Linked DNA regions of Homo sapiens: regions 1, 2, 3, 5 and 6 are each linked to region 4. Evidence: chromatin contacts called from ENCODE Hi-C or POLR2A ChIA-PET data. All regions are on one chromosome and are shown on one strand. The core of a region is the stretch at or near the end of the contact, and the rest is flanking DNA. Distances in the headings are between cores, read along the strand shown.

Region 1 (2,700 bases), core at 67-2,566, 1.1 Mb after region 4:
CCCTGATTCTGTCCTGAATGGGCTGTGGGTGGAGCCTTAAGTTTAAAGGAGAAAAAAAAAAAATCAGTGCTCTAGAACTCAAAATCCTCATTAGTAAGATTGGGAAATAACTATATACAAACACGCAAATTAAATTAACAGCCTAGATCTGCGATCATAATGCAATAAATTGTTGCTGGGACTTATTCTTTTAGCTCCCCTTCCAAAAAAAATCATTATTAAGAAAGTCAATGGGGTCTGGGTCTCCCTCTAACTAATGGGACAGAGATCAGCACCAGGAAGCAGGCCCTCACCAAACATGATGTTGTATTCTGAGTCTCCGTGCATGTCTGTCTGGTCCAAACTATTAGGAAACAGCTTCACATAGCCGCCCCCACAGTCGATGTTCTGCTCATGTTTCACCGTGAACTGCACCACCAGCGTCTGGCCTTTGTTGCTGAAAGGCTCGAAACTGGCCGACAGAGCATAAAAGCGTGCATCCTGGCTTGTCTGCAAACCTGAGACGGGACGGTAGTGAGGTCACCGTTGGGCCTTGACTCGCGAGGACCCTCGACTTAGAGAATAGAGAAGACTCCCCCACTTCCTCCACCTGTCCTCCTCCAAGGGGACTGTCCCGGCTGTGTGTGTACAGACAAGGACTTCTGCCAGGAAGTCCTCCCGGATCTGAGCACCCACTCCTAGGCTCTTACCTTTATCTTTCTCCTCGTCACCGTAGAACTTGCCGGAACTGAGAACGAATTTGCCAAAATCTGACTTGTGTTTGGATTCGATCCAGCGGGAAGTCCACCCGTCTAAGTGGGGGATTAGAGGGGTAGGTCAGAGCGGCTGTGCTAATCCCCCCCCACACCAAACATCTGCCGAGAGCCACAAGCTGCTGGGGACAGGAAAGGAGATCCCCGACACTCCCCATTCCAACCTCTAGTTTGACACGTCGGGTGCCTTCAGAGATCCTCGGGCTAACCCTAACTCCCGCCGCGGGAGGCCGCTACGCCCTCCGCGCTCCCCAGGGACGCAGAAGAGAAATCGCCCGCGGCTCTAGTCCCGGGAGGCCACCGTGTTGGACCTCTAAACGGTAATTACGGGCGACAACGCAGATCCAGGATCGGGGGCCGGCCGCGTCGTCGGGGCGGCCTCGAGGCGGGACCAGGCGTTACCTCCGTCCAGAAACTGCTCCTTGAAGTAGACGGCAGGCTCGGCGACGGCCAGGCCGAGGAGGCCGAGCAGCAGCGGCACGGATAGCAGCATGGCGGGCCGAGGGGGCGGCAACGCGCGGGCCCTTTAAAACGACCCTCCGGCAGCGGCTCTGCAGTACGGACGGACGCCGCCGCCCGCCTTGCACTTTTATACCCACCCGCCTCTCAAACCAACCTGACCCAGCCCTTGGGCCCGCCCCTGCCACTTTGTCATTGGTCTATGCCCATGGCCGTCTTTTTCCATTGGACCTTCGTCGGTTCACTATGTTAGGCTGCGCCTCGGAACGCTGGGTTCCCAGATGGCCGATTTCTATTGGCCTCACCACCGACCAATGATGGTCGACCACGCGTGGGGGGGACGCCCACTGGTGGGGTGGGGGCCGCGAGCACCTCAGGCCAGGTCATGTGACCAGACCTGAACCCAACCCCGCCCTCGTCCGCGCGCGTCGTTGCCCATCTGGGCGTTTAAAGAAACCGCGGGAGCGCAGCTGTCTCCACGCGGGACCGGGACCCTGCCCTCAGCTTCTCTCCCTCCCATTCCCTCTAGGTGGAGGGGCTGGGCAAGGCTTTCTTAGCCAGCTCTTATCTTGCATTTGAGAACCAGCACCCCACTGCTGCTCCCCCACCCCTGCCTGGGATGGGAGAGAGCTCACGGATTGGGGCCCTTGGGGCTTCGCTGCACCCCGGTGCTACAGTCACGCGGGCCGGTGGGAAGAATGCCAGCCCTCTCCTCCTTCTGCCCCTAGAGCCCTGGCAGCCTATCGGACTGCTGCTGTGTGACCGGGGCAAGTCACTTAAGCTCTCTGAAGTGACAGACGTTCCTGAGCAGACAGAGGGGGCGACCCTGGCCAGATGCTACCCAGCAGAAATGCTTTTAACGTTTTTAAAGCTGTCCTGGGACAAGAGGGGAGGAAGGCTTAACGATGTGACTGTGACTTCTGGAGTGGGGATAGGGTTATTACCCAGATTGCAGCCGCCCCTTTACCCTCCTCTCAACCGGTAAATGAAGGGGGTCGCTGTCTGTGGTCTCCCACAAACGGCCTGGCTTTTGCAATTAAACGGCTATAGGCAGGCGAGAGGGCAGGGGGTTCCGTTTGGGGAGGGAAAAAAGACACAGATGGTAGGGACGATAAGATGCTAGGGAGATGGGCAGGACCCACCCCCCGACCCCAGTCTAGAGTCTTCTTCAGAAGCCAGAGGCACGTGACTGGCACCAGTACCCTGCCCCCACGCTGTAGAAAGGAGGAAGGAGAGCTGGGGGTTTTCCAAACTCTGGGCAAATAAGCCCTGGACCTGGGAGCGCGGGAGTGGACTATGGAAGGAGGGAATGAGGGGGATCCAGGAAAGAGGGTGGGGAGGGGGTGCTTCCTGGCTAATGGTTGTGACTCAGAAAAGAGAGGAAGGAAAAAATGAAAAGGAAAATAAAGTGGAGTGGGGGGAATGACTTGGCAAGGGTCTCTGGTTAAAAAAAAAAAAAAGAAATGGTGGCCGGGCGCAGTGGCTCACG
Region 2 (2,707 bases), core at 1-2,500, 1.2 Mb after region 4:
ATCACGGCTCACTGCAGTCTCGACCTCCTGGGCTCAAGCTATCCTCCCACCTCAGCCTCTGTAGAGCTAGGAGCTAGGACCACAGAAACACGCCAACATGTCTGGCTAATTTTTTTTTTTTTTTTTTTGAGGAGTCTTGCACTGTTGCCCCCTGGAGTGCAGTGGTACGATCTCGGCTGACTGCAACCTCCGCCTCCAGGGTTCAAGCGATTCTCCTGCCTCAGCCTCCCGAGTAGCTGAAATCAGGCGTGCGCCACCACGCCCAGCTAATTTTTAGTATTTTTAGTAGAGACGGGGTTTCACCATGTTGGCCAGGCTGGTCTCGAACACCTGACCTCGTGATCCGCCCGCCTCGGCCTCCCAAAGTGCTGGGATTACAGGCGTGAGCCACCGCTACCTGGGTAATTTTTAAATTTTTTGAAGAGAGGCTGGTCTCCAACTTCTATCCAAATTAATTCTCCCTCCTAGGCCTCCCAAAATACTGGGATTACAGTCGAGAGCCACCGCGTCCGGCGGGAAAACCCCTTTAGCATCCCCTCTCCCAGTCCATAGAAAGTGCCAGGGCTCGCCCCTCCCCGCACAACGGCTCCGATTATAAAGTGGTTAGACACAAGAATTTACTTAAGGCCGGGCGCGGTGGCTCACGCCTGTAATCCCAGCACTTTGGGAGGCCGAGGCGGGCGGATCACGAGGTCAGGAGATCGAGACCATCCTGGCTAACACGGTGAAACCCCGTCTCTACTAAAAATACAAAAAATTAGCCGGGCGAGGTGGCGGGCGCCTGTAGTCCCAGCTACTCGGGAGGCTGAGGCAGGAGAATGGCGTGAACCCCAGGGGGCGGAGCCTGCAGTGAGCCGAGATTGCGCCACTGCACTCCAGCCTGGGCGACAGCGAGACTCCGTCTCAAAAAAAAAAAAAAAAAAAAAAAGAATTTACTTAAGTTGCAGGGAAAAGACGTGAATGCGCTTGTGTAACAGGGTGGAGCACCTCCGTCTCAAAAGGATCTTGAGGACCTCCCACCCCAAAAAGGGCCAGGGCGAGGATGGGAGGTGGGACCACCCTCGGATGCACAAGGCTGGGCCAGGCTGACCCCTAGCGGCAGGGCGGGCGCCCGAACGGTGCCCGGATCCAAGATGGCGGGGCTGGAGGCAAGAGCGGGCGTAGGGAGGAGATTACGTTCCGAGGCGGAGCCTGGGCTTGGGGGCGGGGCGGGGCCTGCGCCTAGGGGGGCGGGGCGGGGCGGCGCTCTAGGCCGAGCGGGAGGTCGGGGCTGCGGGCGCTCGCTGGTGGCGGACCCGGAGGCTGCTGCGGCGCCGGGGCTCCGTGGCCTGGATTGAATCCGATCGGGAGCCATGAGCGTGGACAAAGCTGAGCTATGCGGGTCTCTGCTCACCTGGGTAGGTCGTGGGGCGGGGCTAGGGGAAGGTGAGCGCCCGCTCCTCTTGCCCGGGATCCCTGGCCCTGGTTCGGTCAGTCTCTTGGTGCTGGGGCTGGGAGGTGCGGGGTCGTCGACTTGCTGGACCGTTGGACTCTGGCCCGAGCACCCGCCCCCGTCACGTGGCAAGTCTGCGTGGAAAGGACAGGTGAGGCCCCGCCCCTCTGTGGTTGGTTCACGTGGGGCGAGGACACAGGTGAATTGGCCTGGTCACGTGGTGCCTGTGGGGCCCAGGTGACTCGCGATACCACCCTGGCCTGGACGCGCAGGGTTTGTTGGGCAGAGGTGAGGTGAGGCCACGCCCCCTCCGGTCTCAGGTGAGCAGAAGCCAGTCCCTCGCAGAGCTGCTGTGGCGGAGCAGCGCCCGCCCCACCATGTGAGGTTCGCTGACTGGAAAAGTCTGCAAAAGGGGAGCGGTTCGGCGCTCCCAGGCCCTAACTCTTTCCTTGTCCTTTCCTTTACCCCTCAGTTACAGACGTTCCACGTTCCGTCTCCCTGTGCCAGCCCTCAGGACCTGAGCAGCGGCCTTGCCGTAGCCTATGTGCTGAACCAGATGTGAGTGGAGCTGAAGGGGAGGATCCCAAAAGTGTCCCCCAGTCTGCTCATCCCACCTTCTCGCCCCCAGAGACCCCTCCTGGTTCAACGAGGCATGGCTCCAGGGCATCTCGGAAGATCCAGGTCCCAACTGGAAGCTGAAGGTGACAAGTGGACTCCTGATTAGAGGACAGACTGGTGAAGAGATGACCAGGGACGGGCCAGCTAGGCACATGTCCTGGGTGATGGGCAGGAAGAGGGACAGATGTCTGGTGATCAACCATTTGTTCATCCATTCATCTATGGAGTACTCACCCTGTGCCAGGCCTGGGCATTCAGCAAGGAATAACACAGACAAAAACCTGCCCCACACAGCCATCATTCTAGTGACAAGCAACACATACACAACCATAAAAATTAACTTCCAGGCTGGGCGCAGTGGCTCATGCCTGTAATCCCAACACTTTGAGAGGCTAAAGTGGGTGGATCACCTGGGGCCAGGAGTTCAAGACCAGCCTGGCCAACAAGTTGAAACCCCATCTCTACTAAAAATACAAAAATTAGCTGGGTGGGGTGGTGTGCACCTGTAATCCCAGTTACTTGGGAGGCTGAGACATGAGAATCACTTGAACCTGGGAGGTGGAGGATGCAGTGAGCTGAGATTGAGCCATTGCACTCCAGCCTGGGCAACAGAGCGAGACTCTTGTCTCAAGAAGAAGAAAAAAAGAAAAAGAAAAA
Region 3 (2,700 bases), core at 142-2,641, 1.4 Mb after region 4:
AATAATAATGTCAGTTAATTATTTCCATGGCAATAAATAGTTTACAAAAGTATTACTTCTATCTGAATGCTTCTAGATGTTGCAAGTTTAAGTCCTGGAATACCATCTGAAACATCAAACTAAAAGAACAGACCTGAGAAACATATTCCATGTGCTCAGGGAAAGAACAAAGAATTTTTAACAAATGTAATATTGGGATGTTTTTTGTTTTCTGAGATTCATTTCTTTTTTGCCCTTTGGAAATATTTTGTACTGTCTCTCAAGTTCTTCTGATAACATATATTTTATATTTATTGGAAAAATGACATTCGAGTGAATAAATCTTTTCAAGGTCATAAACCCAAGGCGGGACAGTGCCAATCTGAAACTGTGCTGAAAAGATAGATTACCCAGGAAAGTTTACAAAAAGGAACCTCAACGCAAAGGAGTTCCCATAGGATGTCTGTGCCCTGGAAAGGTACCAGGATGAGGGCCACAGCATTTTATGCAGATTAGTTCCAAGTGAATAATTTTTCTGATTTTTCTCTGATGTAAAATATCCACAAACAAGAAATAAATCGTTTAAAAGAGGCATCTATTGGAAAAAAGATTATTAAAATACTGCGTGTGTTTGAAATGCACCACACAGGACAAAGAGTTGGTGACGATGTTTTCCACTGGCGAGCGGAAGTAGGCGTTTGGGAATTCGGGGAGGGATCCGGAAATCTAGGGATTAATGGCCCGCCGTGGGAGGAGCTAGGCTGGGGGGACAGGGTAGTGGATTTGAGACTCTGCTTCCAACATCTTTGGAAGACTCAGGGGGAAACAGCCTTTGGGAAGAAAGAAGGGACTGGGAACCCCAGACTGTAGCTCCTCCCACACAAACCAAACACACAAGGCGGGATTCTCCCCAGGACCCTCCCGTGGTCCCTGCACGATCTGGGAAAGACGCGGGGCTGCGGGCGCGGAGTTGTCCAGAGAGGGCTCCGGGGCTGGGACCGCAGTCGCCGCGCAGGGACGGGACAGGACGCTTGGAGTTCCAGCTGCCAGCCCAGCCCCACACTGCGGCCGGAGGTGACCGTGGGGAGGCCCGGGTCCCGCGATCACGGCCGGTTCCAACTAGTCCGGCCCTGCACACTCACCATTTTCCGGCCTCGCGGGTGTCCCGGTGTTGTCCCTAAGGTTCACGGAGCCAGCGCAGGGTACAGCGCATCCGATGCAGGGGTACAGCAACCTGACGCGTCAAGGGGCCAGGAGACCCCAAGCTAAGCACAACCCGATCGCACAGTGACGTAGCACGCATTTGCGCAGCGTAGCCGTACCCTCCTTTCCGGCGCCGCCCCTGATTGGACAATTATACAGCCCCGCCCCTTTTTGTCCGAATGACAGCTAGGCAGCAGGTCTAGTAGCTAGGCAGATCTCGCTTCCGCCGGTGGGACGGAACTGGTGCCCTCCGTGGACAATTGTGTTGAAGCAGAAATTGTTCCGGATCTCGGGTCGGACACGGAAGTCTTCCTGCAGTGTTTCTGGATGCGGGGACAGGGATGCGCAGGAATTCCAGTCTCAGTTTCCAGATGGAGCGACCCCTCGAGGAGCAAGTCCAGAGCAAGTGGTCGTCTAGTCAAGGCCGCACAGGAACAGGAGGGTCTGATGTCCTCCAGGTACCAGGGGCTTGGCATAATGTTGTAAGGCCTCTCGTGGAATAGTGACCCTTGTTTATAAACAGACGGTTACCCCATCATGTGTAATAAAAAGTGTGGTTGCATTTTAATCTTTGACCATAACAGCGTTGAGGCGTCCACCTTTCTTTTCCCCACCTCCACACATTTGGCACTTTAGAAAAGGAACCCCAAGGCAGGGCTTGGTGGCGCACACCCGTAGTCCCAGCTACTGCGTGGTGGGGGCGGTGGGGGAGGTCGGGGGGTGGGTGGGCTGAGGCGGGTGGATCGCTTGACTCCAGGAGTTTGAGTTCAGTCTGGGCAACATGGCCAGAACCCATCCCAAGAAAAAAAAAAAAAGGAAAGAAAGAAAAAACAATCCGTAGGACACCCGAGCACTTGGCTCGGGTGGTAAATTGCAACCCTAACCTGGGCACAGGGACTCTTCAGACCAATCACGATCTATGAGACGTGCTCAGTAAACTGCGTTTTACTCTGGAAGGAAATGGTTTGTTTTCGTTGTTTTTTTGTTTGTTTGTTTTTAGTTTAAGCATGTTTTTATTGCTTTTCATTTTTATTTTTATTTTTGTAGATTTATGGTTACAAATGCACTTGTGTTACGTGGATATATTTCATAGTGGCGAAGTCTGGCTTTTAGTGCACCCATCACCCAAAGAGTGTATATTGTACCCAATAGGTAATATTTCATCCCTCATCCCCCCTCTCTGTCCAACCTATTGGCATCTCCAGTGTCTATTATTCCATTCTGTATGTCCATGTTTACCCATTGTTTAGCTCCCACTTATATGTAAGAAGATGCAGTTTTTGACTTTCTGTTTTTGCATCATCGCACTTAGGATAATGGCCTCCAGTTCCATCCGTGTTGCTGTAAAGTGGAAGGAAATTTATCTCAAATAAGTTTTCTAAAGTGTCCCTACAGAACTTGGAAAGACCAAGAGCCCAAAACCAGCCTGGGCAACATAGCGAGACCCCATTTCTCAAAAAATTTTTAAAAATTAGCTGGGTATGGTGTTCACCTGTAGTCCTAGCTCCTTCGGAGGCT
Region 4 (2,700 bases), core at 73-2,572:
AGCCTCAGCGACAGAGTGAGACTCCGTCTCAAAAAATAATAATAATAAATTTATTTTAAACACAAGATCTGACCCTGAGCTTGCATAACGCATCTCACCTTAATCCCTGTGTTGGCGGATCCTGTCTTTATTTAAAATTGTGATGTTTTGTTCATCATAGATTTATTTTTTCCCATTAATTTGGATATTTAACAAATATTGAATTAGAAGATTATTTATCTTGATGACTGAGTTTTTGCTCCCAAGATGTTCACCCTAGTCCGGGCCCTGTTTCTGTCTCTTCTCGTCCTGCAGCACCCAGACAGTCCCTTGAGGAAACTGAGGCACAGAGGAGCGTATGTGTGGGAGGTGTGTGTGTGTGGCGGGGGTTGTGGTGAGCTCTCCTGGGCGGACCAAGCTCCCTGGGCTGGGTCGGGGCTGACCTTTGCTTATCTACCGCGGTTGAAGCCGCGAATGAAGTCCCCCGCCTTGCAGAGACCTTTCCCAAGGCGGCCGCACCGCCTGCGGGGCAGAGATAGCCGCGGTCACCCCGGCAGCGGTGACCTTTTCCGGCTGGAGGGGACCGGGAGGCGGGAGAAGGCGCGGCGGCCGCGCTGTCTGGCCGGCTTGGGCGGAGGAGGATGTCACCCCAGCGGGTGGGAGCTGGGATCGAACCCCGCCGCGGCCTCCCGCTTCCACCCAACCCCGACGGGGCCATGGGCAGTGGGGAAGGGGGACGCGCGCCCAGTGACGTCATCGAATCCCGAGTCCGGCCTTCGCCGCTGTCGTCACAGAGGGGCTGCGCTGCGTCACTGCATTCCTCCCCTGACGTCAGCGCAAGAAGCCAGAAACTGGCCCACCGAGCGAGAGAGAAGTCTGGAGCGGAGTCTTCCTTTCTCGCCTTTTTAATTTGGTAAGACATGTAAAGTGTACGCAAGAGCGGACTACAACTCCCAATCGGCCTTGCGTGCCGAGCATGCGCACGGCCTCCAGCCAGAGAGCGCGGCAAACCTTTGGTAGATTGACGTCCCTTTAGTCGAACCAGGAGGCCGGTTTTACATCGGCAAACCAATCCCGTCCTCACGAGTCCTACCCCTTTATTCTTAACCAGCTGCTTCCCTGCCGGAGTGACGGGCCCGGCTGCCTTTGAGGGTTCAGTTTCTTTTGATGGACATTCATACTGATAAATCAGATCGCCGGGAAGTCCAGAGGGTGTTGAAAAGCGTGCATCGGAACTAATAGTTTAGCTGCAAGGCCTGGCGCCGTCCAATCACTTCTCCGGCCGCCGCCAATCACCCCGGGCCCCGCCCCCGCGCGTGACGTAACTAGGGTGGGTAGCAACAGTTGCCCCGGTGAGGGAAACGGAGGCGCCATAGCCACGGTAGTCGTGGCGACCAAGCAACCCGGCAACGCGAGTCAACAACAACAACCGCCCGGCCGACCCCCACCCCCACCCCCCAGGCCCGGCCCGGGGACCCCAGCACGTCCCGTCCCCTTCCCAACATCGACTCCGAGACCTCCGAAAAGCGTTTCCGCAGACAGAAGTGGGGAGAAGCGGAGGTAACCAGGGCGGCCCCGGGGTGGCTGGCCGGGCCGGGGTGGGCGGCGGGGCCGGGGCAGTAGGTGTCTCTGTAATCACAGTCCGGGGGGAAGGGGCGGGCGGTCAAAATGGCGGCGGCGACTGTCTGGACCGTGGGGGAGGGGGCCGGGGCCCGGCTGGAACGACACCACCCGCCCCCGTCCCCGCGGCCCGGCCCCCGCGAGGGGCGGGCGCTCGCAGGCCCGCGGCGAGTGGAGGTCGGCAGGCCGGGGCGGGGGGCTTTTATATGTCGGGAGCGCGAAGGGGCGGGCCTGGGGAGGCTGGGCCAATGGGAGCGAGGGAGGTACGAGGCGGGGCCAAGGTGGGTGGGCGGGACCAGGAGGGAAGGTATGGGCGGGGCCGGCTGGGTCTCCCCAACCTCCACCTCGGGAACCAGGGTGGGCAGCCACCACCCGGTCCGCCTTCCAGATCCTTAAGCGACTCCCTTCTTCCTTAAGAGCTTTGCAGTTGTCCCAGGACTCAGAACTTGGACAAGTGCCTGTCCATCTGAGGCCTCAGTTTTCCATCCTGTAAAATGGGGAGAATCATTGACATCGCCCTTTTCCTGCAGTACCGGGACTCCTCATTCCTTCCAGGAATTTTACTTACGGCTTATCTTTGAACCTTTTCCTCGTATCTACCGTTTCTGAATGTGGTTTGATAAAATAACTGTCAGCTAGTCCTGATTTCAACACTGCAGCCCACTCCTAAACCTGCCACCTTCTCTCTGGGAGGAAGCAAAGAGGAAGCAAAGTTTCATGGAGGAGCTAGGAGTCGATTTGGCTTTAGCGTGGAGGATCTGGTTTGCAGAAATCAAAGTCCATGGTAGGGAGGAGTGACCATGAGGGAATGCTTTAGAGGAACAGAAACCTGAGTGCTTTTCTCTGGGCTGCTGTTTGAGACCTGATGTTTCCTGGTTTGAGGTTGCGGGGGTTTGTTCCTGGAGATGGAACGTTTCTGGGTCCTGCCCATCGAGGTCTCCCCTACTGGGAATGGGGGAGCAAATGAAGCCTGAGGAAGTTTCTTAGATTTTTTAAACCCGCTTCTCTTGGCCAGACACATGTTTTTGTGTCAAACGAGTGTCAACCGAGTCACATGTCACTGACAAGGTCCCAGCCTCTAGGGCCACGTGGGCAGGAGCG
Region 5 (2,700 bases), core at 132-2,631, 1.1 Mb before region 4:
CCTTCTCAACCTCCCAAGCAAAAGGGATAACAAGCACGTGCCACCATACTCAGCTAATTTTTTTTCTTTTAAAAAAAATTTTTTTTAGACAGAGTCTTGCTCTGTTTCCCAGGCTGGAGTGCAATGGCGTGATCTCAGCTCACCGCAACCTCCACCTCCCGGGTTCAAGCGATTCTCCTGGCTAAGTTTGTTTGTTTGTTTGTTTTTTGGAGAGACTGGGTCTCACTTTTTGGCCCCGGTTGGTCTCAAATTCCTGGCCTCAAGCGATCCTCCTGTCTTGGCCTCCCAAAGTGCTGGGATTACACACATGGACCACCATGCCAGGCTTGTTTCCCTTTTTAAAAAAATCACTTGTCCTCTGTGTATATTTGTTTCAGGGACTGTTGAATAATCCAGCTTTCGGCTGAGAAGCTTTTTGGACATTTGCCTAGTGACAATCTTTCTTTATCTGGGGAGAGATTGGTCAGATAATTAGTCTTGGAGCATGTTAAAGCTTTGTCTCCCAAGAAAGAATTTACATCTATTACAACATCTTTCTCTCTCTCTGGAAAATTGTATCCTTGTTATTAAGACTTTTTTTTTCTTTTTTAGCTTTACAGAAAAGCTGCAAAGATAGCAAGATAATTTTTGTCTACTCTTTATCCAGCTTCCCTGAATGCTAACATCTTATATAACCATAATACATTTACTGAAACAAAAAGATTAACACTGGTTCATTACTACTAACTCAACTCCAAACTTTATTTGGATTTCACCAACTTTATCCACAAATTTGTCCTTTTTTTGATTCCTGGATCCAGTCCAGGGTACTATATTGAATTTAGTTGTCACAGCTCCTTTCCCTCCTCTAGTCTGTGGCAGTGCCTCAGTCTTTGTTTTTCATGACCTTGACAGTTTTGTAGAGGTCTGGTTAGGCATTTTGTAGAATGTGACTCAGTGTGAATTTCCTTTGCTTACTACTATACCTATTATACAAAAAATATACACATATATATATATACATGCACAAATATTTATTTATAGTGTGGAAAATATACATAACATAAAATTTACCATTTTTTAAGTATTATTATTATTTTGTGAGACATGGTCTTGCTCTGGTACGGCCCCGCTGGTGTGGAAAGCGAGCTGTGTTCGGAGGGCCTGAACCTACGGGCTTCCACCGTGGGGCCAATGGAAAGCTGCGGAAGGTGGGCCCCCAAAGGTCTGGGCTCCTGAAGCCGCTGAGGGGCGTGGCCTCCTGGTTTTAAAACATAAAATGGGTGTGAGGTCTGCAGTGCGAGCCAATGAAAGGCAAGGGGAGGCGGGGTCTATGAGGGAGGCGGCCAGTAGAGGCAAGGCTCTTTCGGGTGGCCCCGGAGCGGGGCTCCGACTGTGCGCATGCGCATCGGGCCGGACTACGGGGCGCCGCTGAGCCAAGTGGGCCACCCGGGCACGGCCACGCTCCCGGGTCACGTGACACGGAGGGGGCCGAATTCTGCTGGAGGCAGCGCCATATCCTGGAGGTGAAGGTGAATAGCGTCGGGGGTCGAGCTGGTGTGGGAGAACCACATCCTGATGCGATGTGACCTCGACCCAGCCTGGCCCGGGGTCGGGGATCAGGCTCGGGCCCGTGCGCTCTTTAAGGGAGAGGCGTGGGTTGCGTGGAGGGTCGCGCCCGCTAACCCGGGGGCGTGACCTCGTGCCTCTTGGTGACGTAACATGGGGCGGGCTCACTACTGGGGCTGAGATTTGGGGTCCGGTTGTGGAAAGAGAGGCGGGGCTTCCGCCTGTCCATTGACAAGTAGGTAAGTGGAAGATAACTGTGTGGTGCTGTCGTCGCCACCTTGACTTGTGGTGGCTAGTTTGGGTGGGAGTGGTGGTGATGTAAAGGACTGGGGCTAGCCCCGCGAGGGGCGTGACCTTGTCACGGAGAGGCATGGCTTCACCCCGAGCCTAGGCGCACAAAGGGCGTGGTCTGGCAGGGTTGGGGGCGTGGCCGCACAGAAACTGGCGGCAAGGGTCGTGGCCCTGGATCCTGCTGCGAGAAGGGGCGCGATTTCTTCCGGAGAGGTTCCCTGTCGCGCCCAAGTCTGGGAAGTGCCCTTTCTCTCTTAGGTACCACCTCATGGAGACCCCCGCGGCCGCCGCCCCCGCTGGGAGCTTATTCCCCTCCTTCCTGCTCCTGGCCTGCGGGACGCTGGTGGCCGCCTTGCTGGGCGCCGCTCACCGCCTGGGGCTCTTCTATCAGCTGCTGCACAAGGTGCGGGGCACAGAATGGGAGGTGGGCTGGGGGCAGTCAAAGAGGGAGGGGCCTCGTGGTGCTGCTTCCAGCTCACTCATTGTGCAGGGTGGGAAAGCGAGCCCCGACTAGTCCAGAGGGACTGGTAAGAGGTTCTGTCCAGGGCCCTGTCTCCATTGCCACGCTGTGTATGGAGGCCTGGACTTTGCCACTGGTAAGAGAGAACACGGAAGCTGCCGCTGCCGGGGCACTCGCACCCCACCTACCTCCTTCCCCAGTGACTCTTTTCACAGAACAGATGGACAGCACTCTGTGCTCCCTAACCTGGATGGGATAAATGGGGCAGAGGGCAGGCTCCAGCGAGGGGGTGGCAGTGACAGTTTCATAACAGTTGCCCTCTGCTGAGCTCAGTACTGTAGACTTTCTTACCTACCCCTTACCTTTTCCTTGAAAGTAGGTGCTGTTCTTTCTGTCTTCAT
Region 6 (2,734 bases), core at 171-2,670, 1.0 Mb after region 4:
TCGTGTCCTTTGTAGGGACATGGATGAAACTGGAAACCATCATTCTCAGCAAACTATCGCAAGGACAAAAAACCAAACACCGCATGTTCTCACTCATAGGTGGGAAGTGAACAATGAGACCACATGGACACAGGAAAGGGAACATCACACACCGGGGACTGTTGTGGGGTGGGGGGAGGGGGGAGGGATAGCATTAGGAGATATACCTAATGCTAAATGACGAGTTAATGGGTGCAGCACACCAACATGGCACATGTATACATATGTAACAAACCTGCACGTTGTGCACAAGTACCCTAAAACTTAAAGTATAATAATAATAAAATAAAATAAAATAAACTTTTTGAAGGCAAAAAAAAAAAAAAAAGAATAGCATGGGGGAAACCACCCCCGTGATCCAACCACCTCCCTTCCCCGACATGTGGGGATTACAGGTCCCTCCCTGGACACATGGGGATTATAATTCAGGATGAGATTTGGTTGGGGACACAGAGCCAAACCATATCAGTGGCCCTGCCACAGCCTCTTATTTTTGATTTTTCAATGTGTTCATTCAACATGATTTCAGATTATTCATTGGAGGGCTACTGTGTGCACAGAAGACACATGGATGAATAAAACAGTATGGTTTCTGATATGCAAAAAACAAAAATACAATTTTTACCCAAAGAACACTGAACACTTAGAAAAAAATACACAAATATATATTTGTAGCCAGGTGAGCGTATATATATATGTATATGTGTGTGTGTGTGTATGCATGTATGTATTTATTTTTATTTATTAATTTTTTAGACGGAGTTTCGCTCTTGTTACCCAGGCTGGAATGCAATGGCACGATCTCGGCCCACCCCAACCTCCGCCTCCCGGGTTCAAGCGATTCTCCTGCCTCAGCCTCCCGCGGAGCTGGGACTACAGGCATGCGCCACCATGCCCGGCTAATTTTGTATTTTTAGTAGAGACGGGGTTTCTCCTCTCCTCCCGGAAGGCGGAGGTTACAGTGACCCGAGATCACGCCGTTACCCTCCAGCCTGGGCGACAGAGCGAGACTCTGTCTCGAAAAAAAAAAAAAAAAAAGACTGGTCTCGAACTCGCGACCTCAGGTGATCCGCCCGCCTCGGCCTCCCAAAGTGCTGAGATTACAGGCGTGAGCCACCGCGCCCGACAAAAATATGTATTTTTAAGTGTCAGTGTGCAGAAAGGAGAAGAAAAAAAGTGAAAATTAAAAATGACTTTAATCAGTAACTGCTTAACTAAAATTTAAAGTTATACTTGGAAACGTATAAAACCCATACTATCCCCTTCGCCGCCCTCCCCCGAACTGAGGCAGCAGGGACACCCCTCGCCCTGCCCTGGCCCACACCGGGCCTCGCGCTCAGGCACCGGGCATGGACAGCCCGGCGGGCCTGTGAGGACCCCGCACAGCCAAGATGGCGGCGTCCGTGCGACAGGCACGCAGCCTACTAGGTGTGGCGGCGACCCTGGCCCCGGGTTCCCGTGGCTACCGGGCGCGGCCGCCCCCGCGCCGCAGGCCGGGACCCCGGTGGCCAGACCCCGAGGACCTCCTGACCCCGCGGTGGCAGCTGGGACCGCGCTACGCGGCTAAGCAGTTCGCGCGTTACGGCGCCGCCTCCGGGGTGGTCCCCGGTTCGTTATGGCCGTCGCCGGAGCAGCTGCGGGAGCTGGAGGCCGAAGAACGCGAATGGTACCCGAGCCTGGCGACCATGCAGGAGTCGCTGCGGGTGAAGCAGCTGGCCGAAGAGCAGAAGCGTCGGGAGAGGTGCGTGCGTGCAGGCAGACGCGGGGCTGCCCTCTGTGCCCCGTGGGCGAACTGGGCCCCAAACCGTGCCTACCCCTTCGGGGTCACGTCGCAGCATCTGCATGTTGTAGATTTATGTATACGCTCACCTGGCCGCAAAACAAACTCAGAATAACGTCCATTTAGTCATTCATCAGCAAGTTTTGTTTGTTTGTTTGTTTGTTTTTTGGAGACAAGAGTCTCGCTCTGTTGCCCAGGCTGGAGTGCAGTCGCAAGATCTTGGCTCACTGCAACCTCCGCCTCCCCGGTTCAAGCGATTCTCCCGCCTTAGCCTCCGGTGTAGCTGGGATTACAGGCGTGCACCACCACGCCCGGCAAATTTTTGTAGTTTTAGTAGAGACGGGGTTCCACCATGTTGGCCAGGCTGGTCTCAAACTCCTTACTTCAAGTGATCCACCTGCCTCAGCCTCCCAAAGTGCCGGGATTACAGGTGTGAGCCATCACGTCCGGCCATCACCACCAAGTCTTTACTGAGCGCATACCGTGTGCAAGACCCTGTCCCAGGCCGGGGGCGGTGGCTCGTGCCTGTAATCCCAGTTATTTGGGAGGCCGAGGCAGGCCCCAAAAGGGCCCTTAATATCAGATGGCGACAGCTGACAGGCAAGATAATACCAATGGTGACAGCCGACTAGTAGGAAGGTAAAAGAGTGAAGAGTGTGTGCCTGAGGGCAGCTTTGGTTTGGGAAGCCTCAGGCCTCTCTGAGGAGGTGATGTTTAAGCAAAGACCTGAATAACCAGACTTAGCTATGGGGCGATCTCTTGGGTAGAAAGTTTCTGGTAAAGGGAACAGCTGGGGCAAATGCCCTGAGATACGATATGCCTTAAAGAACAGCCAGGAAGCCAGTGTGGCTGGGGAAAAGGTGAGGGCAGGAAGGTGATGGGTCCTGGAACCAAGAGGGCAGAGGTCAGATACAG

What was found. A loop is a pair of places that touch in the nucleus more often than their neighbours do. ChIA-PET counts read pairs that join two places held with the same protein, here RNA polymerase II (POLR2A). Pooled maps may share reads with other maps.
Region 1: a map of ascending aorta shows a loop between it and region 4 (2.7-fold over the local background). The contact joins the promoter of CALR here to the promoter of RFX1 in region 4. A Hi-C loop is called at or near these places in 2 of 168 maps with a recorded cell type or tissue (ascending aorta and naive thymus-derived CD4-positive, alpha-beta T cell), 3 of 37 single-sample maps with no recorded cell type and 15 of 50 pooled maps. POLR2A ChIA-PET finds 5 or more read pairs at or near these places in 4 of 52 experiments (K562, activated B cell, activated CD4-positive, alpha-beta T cell and 1 more).
Region 2: a map with no recorded cell type shows a loop between it and region 4 (6-fold over the local background). The contact joins the promoter of HOOK2 here to the promoter of RFX1 in region 4. A Hi-C loop is called at or near these places in 3 of 37 single-sample maps with no recorded cell type and 2 of 50 pooled maps. POLR2A ChIA-PET finds 5 or more read pairs at or near these places in 1 of 52 experiments (naive thymus-derived CD4-positive, alpha-beta T cell).
Region 3: a loop to region 4 is called in a map with no recorded cell type, with 12 times the contacts of the local background. The contact joins the promoter of ZNF490 here to the promoter of RFX1 in region 4. A Hi-C loop is called at or near these places in 4 of 37 single-sample maps with no recorded cell type and 2 of 50 pooled maps.
Region 5: a pooled map shows a loop between it and region 4 (16-fold over the local background). The contact joins the promoter of HACL2 here to the promoter of RFX1 in region 4. A Hi-C loop is called at or near these places in 1 of 37 single-sample maps with no recorded cell type and 7 of 50 pooled maps. POLR2A ChIA-PET finds 5 or more read pairs at or near these places in 1 of 52 experiments (activated naive CD8-positive, alpha-beta T cell).
Region 6: a loop to region 4 is called in a pooled map, with 5 times the contacts of the local background. The contact joins the promoter of GADD45GIP1 here to the promoter of RFX1 in region 4. A Hi-C loop is called at or near these places in 1 of 37 single-sample maps with no recorded cell type and 6 of 50 pooled maps. POLR2A ChIA-PET finds 5 or more read pairs at or near these places in 1 of 52 experiments (K562).

Annotation. Positions count from the first base shown.
Region 1 is chr19:12,937,225-12,939,924 of GRCh38, reverse strand. CALR (calreticulin) reads right to left here and starts at 1,316. Exons shown (of 9, transcript NM_004343.4): 1 at 1,155-1,316; 2 at 690-791; 3 at 294-497. The coding sequence starts at 1,245. RefSeq lists enhancers at 1-32, 925-974, 269-1,018, 1,645-1,694, 1,765-1,874 and a cis regulatory region at 1,076-1,714.
Region 2 is chr19:12,774,095-12,776,801 of GRCh38, reverse strand. It overlaps HOOK2 (hook microtubule tethering protein 2), which reads left to right and starts at 1,250. Exons shown (of 23, transcript NM_013312.3): 1 at 1,250-1,397; 2 at 1,905-1,990; 3 at 2,061-2,133. The coding sequence starts at 1,353. RefSeq lists a silencer at 1,187-1,406, a cis regulatory region at 791-1,432 and enhancers at 969-1,647, 1,648-2,328.
Region 3 is chr19:12,609,504-12,612,203 of GRCh38, reverse strand. ZNF490 (zinc finger protein 490) reads left to right here and starts at 1,391. Exons shown (of 5, transcript NM_020714.3): 1 at 1,391-1,640. The coding sequence starts at 1,524. ZNF791 (zinc finger protein 791) reads right to left here and starts at 1,284. Exons shown (of 4, transcript NM_153358.3): 1 at 1,122-1,284. The coding sequence starts at 1,124. RefSeq lists enhancers at 1,113-1,172, 1,503-1,722 and a silencer at 1,313-1,372.
Region 4 is chr19:14,004,942-14,007,641 of GRCh38, reverse strand. It overlaps RFX1 (regulatory factor X1), which reads left to right and starts at 1,322. Exons shown (of 21, transcript NM_002918.5): 1 at 1,322-1,539. RefSeq lists enhancers at 512-1,039, 1,040-1,567, 1,568-2,096 and silencers at 1,291-1,470, 1,521-1,900.
Region 5 is chr19:15,124,467-15,127,166 of GRCh38, reverse strand. HACL2 (2-hydroxyacyl-CoA lyase 2) reads left to right here and starts at 1,381. Exons shown (of 16, transcript NM_006844.5): 1 at 1,381-1,511; 2 at 2,098-2,242. The coding sequence starts at 2,108. It overlaps ILVBL-AS1 (ILVBL antisense RNA 1), which reads right to left. Exons shown (of 3, transcript NR_186314.1): 2 at 2,662-2,700; 3 at 993-1,240. RefSeq lists silencers at 1,238-1,307, 1,878-1,927 and enhancers at 1,528-1,617, 1,112-1,875, 1,876-2,641.
Region 6 is chr19:12,955,909-12,958,642 of GRCh38, reverse strand. GADD45GIP1 (GADD45G interacting protein 1) reads left to right here and starts at 1,420. Exons shown (of 2, transcript NM_052850.4): 1 at 1,420-1,780. The coding sequence starts at 1,431. RefSeq lists a silencer at 1,474-1,643 and enhancers at 1,072-1,944, 2,044-2,093.